2 separate regions of the Homo sapiens genome follow, and region 1 is linked to region 2. A link is an interaction called in ENCODE POLR2A ChIA-PET data of the cell type or tissue named here. Cell type or tissue: PC-9. All regions are shown on one strand.

Region 1 (5,000 bases), 230 kb after region 2:
GGTGGCTCATGTCTGTAATCCCAGCACTTTGGGAGGCTGAGGCAGGCGGATCACCTAAGATCGGGAGTTCGAGACCAGCCTGGCCAACGTGATGAAACCCCATCTCTATTAAAAATACAAAAAAAAAAAAAAAAAGCCTAGCGGGGCATGGTGGTGCATGCCTCTAATCCCAGCTACTTGGGTGGCTGAGGCATAAGCATCACTTGAACCCAGGAGGCGGATGTTGCAGCGAGCCGAGATAGCGCCATTGCACTCCAGCCTGGGTGACAGAGTAAGACTCCGACTCAAAAAAAAAAAAAAAGGTACATGCCTGAGAGTCATTCTTGAATTTTTCAGCCTTCAGCTCTAAATTAGTTCATGTACTAGACTTGTGTTTATTACATAATGAGTTGATTTATTAAAAAATACAAGAATATCAGAACTATCAGTTCTGAAGCTATCTGGCATTAAACATGACCTTGTGGAAATTAACAGAAAATAAAAATTGATTTAGCAAATGTAAAAAATTGAAAAGATGAGGTTAAATGTCCTAATCCCATAAAGTAATTCTAAATGTTCAAGCAATTTGCTGATGCATAGCCATTTCCAGTCATATTTTAAATCTTGTAGATAATCTTTTCATCAGGGAAAAGCCTTCTTGGCTCACCAGTTTAATAAACAAATCCAGAAATCCTGGTTCTTATCCAAACTGCTTGTTTGACTTTGTTGCCATTTCTTCTCACACAGAAATACAGTCCATACTGCCCGGAATCTCTGCAAAGCTGACTTGGACTTCAGAGGAAGGCAGCTATTCTCAGGATATGACAGGGGTAACACCCTTCCAGATGATTTTTGAGGCAGGTTTTGTTGTGGTCTTATAAATTACTAATGATTTTATTCTTATTTTTCTGCAATCTAATAACAAGAAAGAAAAGCCTAGGTCCATCAAAGTTCCAAGCTGGAATGAAATAAGGCAATGGTTCCCAAACTTGCCTGTGCAGACATTAGATCACCTAGGAGCTCCCAAAATACTGTCGTCTGTGTCCCACTCTGAGTGATTGTGATTTAATTGGTCTGGGTGTTGTAATTATTAGTCTTCTTGGGCTGCCATAACAAAATACCACAGACTAGATGGCTTAAGCAATAGAGATTTATTTTCTCACAGTTCTGGAGGCTAGACGTCCAAGATCAAGGTGCTGTCAGGGCTGGCTTTGGTGAGGCCTCTCTTCCTGGCTTGTAGACTACTGCCTTGTCACTGTGTCCTTACATGGCTTTTTTTCTGCATGTGGATGAAAAGAAAGAGATCTCTAATGTCTCTTTATTTTTATTGAAAATTTTTTTGGTAGAGATGTGGTCTTGCTATGTCGCACAGTCTGGAGTGCAGTGGCTATTCACAGGTGCAGTCATAGCACACTACAGACTTGAACTCCTGAGCTTAAGTGATCTTCCTGCCTCAGCCTGCCGAGTAGCTGGTAGCTGGGACTACAGGTGGGAACTACTGGCACCTGGCTCTGGTGTATCTTTTTATAAGGACACCAGTCCTATTAAGACCTGGGGTCAGTGCCCTACCCTTGTGACCTCATTTAATCTTAATAACCTCCTGAGGGCCCTGCCTCCAAACACAGTCACTTTGGGGCTTAGAACTTCAGCATATGGATTTTGAGGGACACACTCAGTCCGTAATAGGTATGGCATAGGCTTTGGAACATTTTTTAGATCCCAGGTGATTCCTAATATGCAGATGAATTTGAGAACCACTGAAACAAGCCCTTATTTGAATTTGGATCTCCTAATAAAGAAAATTAAAAGTGACTCCCAGTGCAGATCCTACCTGGATACATTTTTATTAGTTTGGTTTAGAGATCTCTTTATCGACTTATTTGTAGTCCAGATTTATGAGGGTGATAATTCATTCTCCATTCCCTTTAACAGGTCTCTCATCTCCTATTTTCCTTCCTTAGAGTTGGTGGAGACATAACGAATTAGAGTGCTTTAAACATTCTCCCAGGAAGCCCTTGGGCAGCCTTTCTCCATGTTTGAATAATTATATGCTCATTCTGAAAGGAATGGGTATGGTATCAGGACAACAGATATCCCTGGCTGTGCCTTATCTTCTTTAGGAGAATGGAGGGTAAACAATCTGGAGCAATTAATGGTTAGTCAGCTCTGAAACTATTCATGTCAAGTAGCAATAAAAAGGTGATTCCAGTGAACCAAGAAGGGCAATTCTAGGAAATGAGGTTCTGTGTTTCAGTCAGCCTGAACAAGCAGTAAGTTGTATACATAACATTTATATATATTATGTAAGCATCCTGACAAGTCTATGAAGTGGGTAGGATGAGGATTATCACCCCATTTTACAGACCAGAAAGTTGAGATTCAGAGAACTTGACTGACTCTCCCAGTGTCATACAACAGTTAAATGGCAGAATTAGAACTTGAACCAAAGTCTGACTCATATAGATCAGGGCTATTTCAATATTTACTTATTCATCCAGACGTGTGTTTGTTCAAGTCAGTGTCAGTGAGCTAGATACTATCTGTAGGTACAGTGTCTTAAGATATGTTACTTGATCCTGGCTGGGCGCCGTGGCTCACACCTGTAATCCCAGCACTTTGGGAGGCTGAGGCGGGTGGATCATGAGGTCCGGAGATTGAGACCATCCTGGCTAACACGGTGAAATCCCGTCTCTACAAAAAATACAAAAAATTAGCCGGGTGTGGTGGCAGCCTGTAGTCCCAGCTACTCTGGAGGCTGAGGCAGGAGAATGGTGTGAACCCGGGAGGCGGAGCTTGAAGTGAGCCGAGATGGCGCCATTGCACTCCAGCATGGGTGATAGAGTGAGACTCTGCCTCAAAAAAAAAAAAGATATGTTACTTGATCCCAAGGAACCTGGAATATAAATAGAAAGATCAAGAAGTAAACACGTAATTACAATACGGTGTGATTCCCAGGATGGATGATAGAAGTGAGCCCTGAATGCTATGTTAGCATGGAGGAAGGGCATCTAATCCATGGGAAGAGGTTGAAGTCTGGAGGTCTTGATGAGACTGAAAAACAGATTTGCTGGGTGTAGGAGATTCTGACACTTGAAAGAATAGGAAGTTGTTATCAGAGTGATAAAGTTTCTCTTATTTCTTTATTGCAAAAGTAGTGTTTCCCTCAGAAAAATCAAAGTATGATCAAAACAAACATTTAGAATACACATAATTTGGCCTTTCAAGGCAGCCGTTATTAACACCTTGGTGTACATCTTTTCACAATAGAGTGGGACATTTCAATTTAAGATTTTCAGAATGGAACAGTTCCAAGCCGTGGCCATGGAAATAGGTGGCTGGGAATGAGTGGAGGTCAAGGTCATTATTGTTGAAGAGGTCAGGGAACTGTGAGACTAAGTTATTGCTTAGGCTAGTTATCTGCTTGGATATGGATGTCAGTCAAGATGATGACAGCATTTGGCATACAGAGGAAAACTGTGAGCTTAGTGACCAGCAGTCAGCTGGTGATGGAGATGAGAAGTAAAATAATAGTATAGTCAAACGGCATTAGCCTCAAGGGAACAAGGATTTCCTCATGCATTTCTTCCATTATATCTCATTGTTTTTGGTACTGTGCAGCTATGTAGACAATATTTGAATGAAGAGAATGAGAAGAGATAAAAGGGAGATTGTAAAAGATTTCATCATGGATGCCTCAATTGAGGAGAAAGGTTAAGTAGCAAGGTTCACAGCAAAGGCTAATAGAGACTCCATGGAAAAGCTATAATAAATGATCCATTAATTTGGGCCTGCGAGGAAAGTCAATTGCAAGGAAGACTGAGGAAAGTTTCATTTAGGAGAGATATTGGGTTTTGTGTTTATGCCCACAGCTAGTCTTACATCTTGGTGTTCATTAGGCTGGGTAACATGTCCCTTCAAAAGCAATCTGATTTTATAAGATCTTCTTGACAGCTTTATCCAGTTTAATATTTATTTTTGTAATAATACTAAGTGATCAAGTGAATGGAGTTATACATATATACATACAAACATATATATGCACAAACATATCTATATATTTATACATCTGTACTTCTGTGTGTATGTATCTAAGGTGAGGGGGCAAGAGAGAGAGACAGACTTTCTTCTAGAAAGTGATATAAGGGCTCATGACTGTATAAGTTCATATTTGAAAACATACTTCTATATTCTGTCATATAATTAGACATATTTAAAGGTGAAGGCTAAAACCATATGATTCAATAGTAGTTTCTGCTGTGCACGGCTGGCAGCATCTATTTTTTTCATAACAGTAAATAAGTAAATTCACTGCTTCTGTAGGTATGTCAGGCTGGGGTACTGGGTCTCTAACACCCAACACCCAACTGTAAAAGGCTTTGTCATCTCTCTCTTCCTCTTTCTAATAATTTTTTTTTTTTTTTTTGGGAGGGAGTCTTGCTCTGTGGCCCAGGCTGGAGTGTAGTGGCGCGATCTCAGCTCACTGCAAGCTCCGCCTCCCAGGTTCATGCCATTCTCCTGCCTCAGCCTCCTGAGTAGCTGGGACTACAGGCACTCGCCACCATGCCTGGCTAATTTTTTATATTTTTAGTAGAGATGGGCTGTGTTAGCCAGATGGTCTCGATCTTCTGACCTCATGATCCGCCTGCCTCGGCTTCCTAAAGTGCTGGGATTACAGGCGTGAGCCGCCGCACCCAGCTTCCTCTCTCTAATAATTCTATGAGTAGATCTTAAAAGGGTCCTCTAACCCCTTTTAAGGGGTTAGTTGTGTTGTATTAATTATCCTCTCTGACCTGACATTAGTCACTTTATCCTAACTCTGGGATAGGTGTCGGTCCTTCTGCTGTATTCCTTTAGCACCTCATTTATCTAAATTTCACATTGTCATATAAATTAGTCTGTCTCATCTACTGAACTGTGAACTCTTCTAATTCTGAGATTGTCTTATTTATTTTTATAAGCCCAGGTACATAATAAGCCACATTAATATTTTATGAGTGAGTAAATGCATATATTGAGTAGCC
Region 2 (5,000 bases):
TCTACAAAAAATACCAAAAAAAAAAAAAAAAAAAAAGCTGGCCATGGTGGCATGTGCCTATAGTCCCAGATACTAGGGAGGCTGAGGTAGGAGGATCGCTTGAGCCTGGGAGGTTGAGGCTGCGGTGAGCCATGATCGTGTCACTGCACTCCAGTTGGATGACATAGCAAGACCCTGTCTCAAAAAAAAAAAAAAAAGAAGTGTGAGAGGGCTGACCTGGACCCCTTCCCAATGAATCCTCCCACCTCCCCCCGACCCAGAAACCTCAGCCAAGGAAGGCTTGCTTCTGTGGTGCCAGAGGAAGACAGCACCGTACCGCAACGTCAACGTGCAGAACTTCCACACCAGGTCTGTCAGGTGGTTACCAAATGTGTCTGGGCCTCTGTGGGGTACTGGGCATAGAGAGGAGCCCTCCCTGGTCAGTGAAGGGCACTGAGCTGGTCTCTGTCACAAGCCACAGGGAAGGAAAGGTCACAGTTCCTGGAACAGTGTCTGAAAAGAGGGCTCAGTAACTGTTGAGTGGAATGGAATTGAATCCAGGAGGGTTCCAGTAACTCCTGGAGGAGGGAGTGTTTGAGACTTCCCTGGAAGGCCATTCCAGCCAGAGGGAAGCTGGAGGCCAAAAATATTTAGAAACTGGTCGGGCCTAAGCATGAGTGTGTGACGGAATCGTGATGAGCTAGCAGGAGATGGTCCAGATCTGGTCATGAAGGGCCTCAAACGCCAAGCTAAGGGATTTGTACTTTACTCCATTTTACAGATGAGGCTGTCCTTCTGGGGGGTGCTCCTGGGCCGAGGGGAGAACGGGGCCCCAGCTTGAACCCAGGCCTGACCCCCCTCTTCTCTCTGTCCAGCTGGAAGGATGGCCTGGCCCTCTGTGCCCTCATCCACCGACACCGCCCTGACCTCATCGACTACGCCAAACTGCGAAAGGTAGAGGCCCCCACCACCCCAGCCCAAGGCCTCTGCCTGCAGCTGACCTTTCACCCTCCTCCCTTACACCCTTCTAGGATGACCCCATCGGAAACCTGAACACTGCCTTTGAGGTGGCAGAGAAATACCTGGACATCCCCAAGATGTTGGATGCAGAAGGTGAGAGTGAGCTAGCCCAGGGGAAGACCCCACATTCTCCACACTGGGCCTGGTACAACCTCCACACCTTTGCACGGCCCTTTCCTCCTCCTGGGATGCTCCGACCACCCCCACCCCACTCCCTGGTCACAGTCCCCCTTCTCCAGGAGTCCTCTATCTTGTCCCATGCCCCATCCCCCAAAGAGGACCATCCTCTGCCACCTCTCCCCTATGTAATGGCCCTACCTTCTGCCTCACATCCCAGTTACCTGGGTTACCTGGGATGTTGGTCCCCCAAGACTGGCAGCTCCCCTGGGGCACGTCCTGCCTGTGGTCCCCATGCCTAGGCAAGGCAATAGTCAACTGAAGCAGCAAACACTTTCTGAGCATCTACTATGCATGATGCCCAGGCTGTGTGGGCACTGCTGGAGAAGAACTTTTTCTTGCCCTGAGGAGCTTGTGGACTTGGGGGAAAGACACACAGACCGAGGGAGGTATAGGATAGTTCAAGGCATGAGACAGCGTGGACCAGTCCCTCACGAGGGCCACAGTGGCTGCCCACTCACACTCACCCACCCAGTCCCTCACACTTTGCTCACCCCAAGGTGGGGAGATGGGGAAGTTGCTGAGCCCTGGGGTAAGGAGAGAGGGCTTCAAGGAAGAGAAGACACTGGGCTTGGGTGGCTGGCTGCTGGTGGCCATGACTGGATGCTTCCAGCCCTCCCACCCAGAGAGAGTTCTCTGCCTGGGGAGGGACCCCTGGCTTTGGCCAGTAGACACCGTGCTGTCCTCCCCTAGACATTGTGAACACCCCAAAGCCGGATGAGAAGGCCATCATGACCTATGTGTCCTGCTTCTACCATGCCTTTGCCGGGGCTGAGCAGGTAAGGCGGCCCAACTGCTGCTGCCTGGGCTTGTGGACCCAAGGGCCCAACCTTGGCTGTAGTCCAACATTGGAGGCGCCAGACCACGGAGGTTGGAGTGCCACTGTGCCAGCTGCACACACTCAGTCTTCAGCAGGAGCAGAGGACCCTGGTTTGGAAACTCACTCCCTACCTAAGAGCCGTGCTCCCCCAATCCCTTTCCCAATTTGCAGGGACTCCATTCTTTGTTTGTTTTTTGAGACAGAGTCTCACTCTGTCATCCAGGCTGGAGTGAAGTGGCGTGATCACGGCTCATTGCTGCCTTGACCTCAGCCTCCTGCCTCAGCCTCCCCAGTAGCTGGGACTACAGGCACGTGCTACCACACCTGACTAATTTTTGTATTTTTTGTAGAGATAGTGTTTCATCATGTTGCCCAGGCTGGTCTCGAACTCCTGGACTCAAGTAACTCACCCACCTCAGCCTCCCAAACTGTTGGGATTACAGGCATGAGCCACCACGCCCAGCTGGGGGCTCTGTTTTTGTTTGTTTGTGTTTTGTTTTGTTTTTTGAGACGGAGTCTTGCTCTGTCGCCCAGGCTGGAGTGCAGTGGGGCGGTCTCGGCTCACTGCCAGCTCTGCCTGCCAGGCTCACGCCATTCTCCTGCCTCAGCCTCCCAGGTAGCTGAGACTACAGGCGCCCACCACCACGCCCGGCCAATTTTTTTGTATTTTTAGTAGAGACGGGGTTTCACCGTGTTAGCTAGGATGGTTTCGATCTCCTGACCTCGTGATCCGCCCGCCTCGGCCTCCCAAACTGCTGGGATTACAGGCGTGAGCCACCGCGCTCGGCGGGGCTCTGGGTTTTAAGGGCTTTACAGAAGCAATTTGCTTTAATGCCAGCCTTCTGCCCACTCCCCCCACAGGCAGAGACAGCTGCCAACAGGATCTGCAAGGTGCTGGCAGTGAACCAGGAAAACGAGAAGCTGATGGAGGAGTATGAGAAGCTTGCCAGTGAGGTGAGGCTGGGCTCCCACCGTGCTCTCCCCACCCCAGCCCTACTGGCTCTCCCAACCCTGCTAACCCCAAGCGTGGGCCTGCAGAGCCTCCCTCTGCTCAGAGTAGCCCTGGCTTCCTCCCAGCCTCCTCCTGTCCATCCCCACCCATCACCTGCCCTTCTGCCAACCCATGCTCCTGTCAGTCATTGATTCACTCATCATTCATCCATTTACTTCTGCATCGATCCATTCACTTGTATTTAAGTAGTCACATGGCCCTCTGCTCTGTGCCAACCTATACTAGCCCCTGGACTCAGAAATCAACCATCCCACTTCTTCTCTGACTTGTGGGGACTACCCCATCCTGCTTTCGTAGTTGTCAAAGTCACCCCCACCTACACTCTGGCCACAGCCTGGGTGTGGGTGGAGAGGGGTGGGTGAGCTGGGCAGGTCAGCGCAGAGCTGTCTGCCTTGCCCCTGCCTGGCCCTGTCAGCTGCTGGAGTGGATCCGCCGCACTGTCCCATGGCTGGAGAACCGTGTGGGTGAGCCCAGCATGAGTGCCATGCAGCGCAAACTAGAGGACTTTCGGGACTACCGGCGTCTGCACAAGCCGCCCCGCATTCAGGAAAAGTGCCAGCTGGAGATCAACTTCAACACACTGCAGACCAAGTTGCGGCTCAGCCACCGGCCTGCCTTCATGCCCTCCGAGGGCAAGCTGGTCTCGGTGAGCTCTACACACATTCCCTAGGTGACCTTGAGGTCCGTATCCCATCTGTACAATGGGCAAACCGTGATGGAGCGCACCCCTGCCTGCTCCACAGGACATCGCCAACGCCTGGCGGGGGCTGGAGCAGGTGGAAAAGGGCTATGAGGACTGGCTGCTCTCGGAGATCCGGCGCCTGCAGCGACTCCAGCACCTGGCTGAGAAGTTCCGGCAGAAGGCCTCCCTGCACGAAGCCTGGACCCGGGGTAGGTAGACCTACCTCATGGGGCTGGACTGTCTCTTGGGGTGGAGATTGGTGTGCAGGGGCAGGAGGGGAGGTTCTTGGCAAAATGCACAGGACAAGGGTAGGTGCTCTGCAGGAAAGCCAGAGACTGGATTTCTAGTCCCACCCTGACTTGCTGTGGTGCAACCTAGGCCTCTCTTTTGGCCACTGCCCCTCTGTGGACCACAGTTTGTTTTGTTTTTTGAGACAGAGTCTTGCTCTATTGCCCAGGCTAGTACAATCTCGGCTCACTACAATCTCTGCCTCCCAGGCTCAAGCGATCCTCCTGCCTCAGCCACCCAAGTAGCTGGGACCACAGGCGTGCACCACCACGCCCAGTAACTTTTTGTACTTTTTGTAGAGATGGGTTCTCACTTTGTTGCCCAGGCTGGTCTCAAACTCCTGGACTCGAGTGATCCACCCACCTCAGCCTCCCAAAGTGCTGGGATTACAGGAATGAGCCACCGCACACCCGCCTGTTTTCTATAAACTCAGCCTTCCCCCTCACCCCCCAGCCCTGCTCTGGTCTTCTGTAGATCTGCTCTGATTAATTCAATTTAGCATTTTATTTTATATGTGTCAGGTGTTCAAAGGTGAGTCCATTCCTCACCCTAACATCACTTATGTCATACTCAAAGTATACTGACGCTAAAATATTGCACGAGTCAAATATATTACTCTGGATAGAAACATCCATTCATTGTTCTGTCGAGGATTTCTGTAGTGAACAAAGGAGGCCGGGTCAGGGGCTCATGGGGGTTACAGAATCGTTGAGAGCTATTTTAAGGTCAAATTATGCTAAAACTGTACCAAGGGCCCCCTGGACGTAGCTCGCTCAGGGGACGCTGATGTCATTTGCGGATCACGCCACGGAAGAGGACTTTCACCTACGTTATTACACCGACGCCGCAGAGCAAATCCCTAGGACGAGCTAGGCCGGTGCGATCGCCACCTTAGCAGATGAGGCTTCATGGTCACGCAGCCCGCCGCGCACCCCTGCCCCTGCCGCCACTGGGTGACCGGAGCCGGCATCTCTTTGAGCAGGAAAGGAGGAGATGCTGAGCCAGCGCGACTACGATTCGGC

The links. Peaks named below come from ENCODE experiments on the same cell type or tissue, not always from the same donor. Only the 100,000 strongest peaks of a DNase experiment are listed, where the experiment ranks them.
Region 1: POLR2A ChIA-PET joins it to region 2 with 9 read pairs; 2 of 35 experiments call an interaction of 5 or more read pairs at or near these places.

The regions. Positions count from the first base shown.
Region 1 is chr11:66,787,434-66,792,433 of GRCh38, forward strand. TOP6BL (TOP6B like initiator of meiotic double strand breaks) reads left to right here. Exons shown (of 15, transcript NM_001302084.2): 3 at 727-836. Among named protein-coding and RNA genes, the nearest start is that of TOP6BL, 45 kb to the left of the region's middle. In PC-9, no CTCF peak of the experiment used is centred here; DNase peaks (open chromatin) are centred at 2,098 and 2,478; H3K27ac peaks cover 924 bases.
Region 2 is chr11:66,554,276-66,559,275 of GRCh38, forward strand. It overlaps ACTN3 (actinin alpha 3), which reads left to right. Exons shown (of 21, transcript NM_001104.4): 5 at 261-348; 6 at 855-933; 7 at 1,011-1,092; 8 at 1,870-1,955; 9 at 2,858-2,950; 10 at 3,424-3,654; 11 at 3,752-3,899; 12 at 4,961-5,000. Among named protein-coding and RNA genes, the nearest start is that of ACTN3, 9.9 kb to the left of the region's middle. In PC-9, no CTCF peak of the experiment used is centred here; no DNase peak of the experiment used is centred here.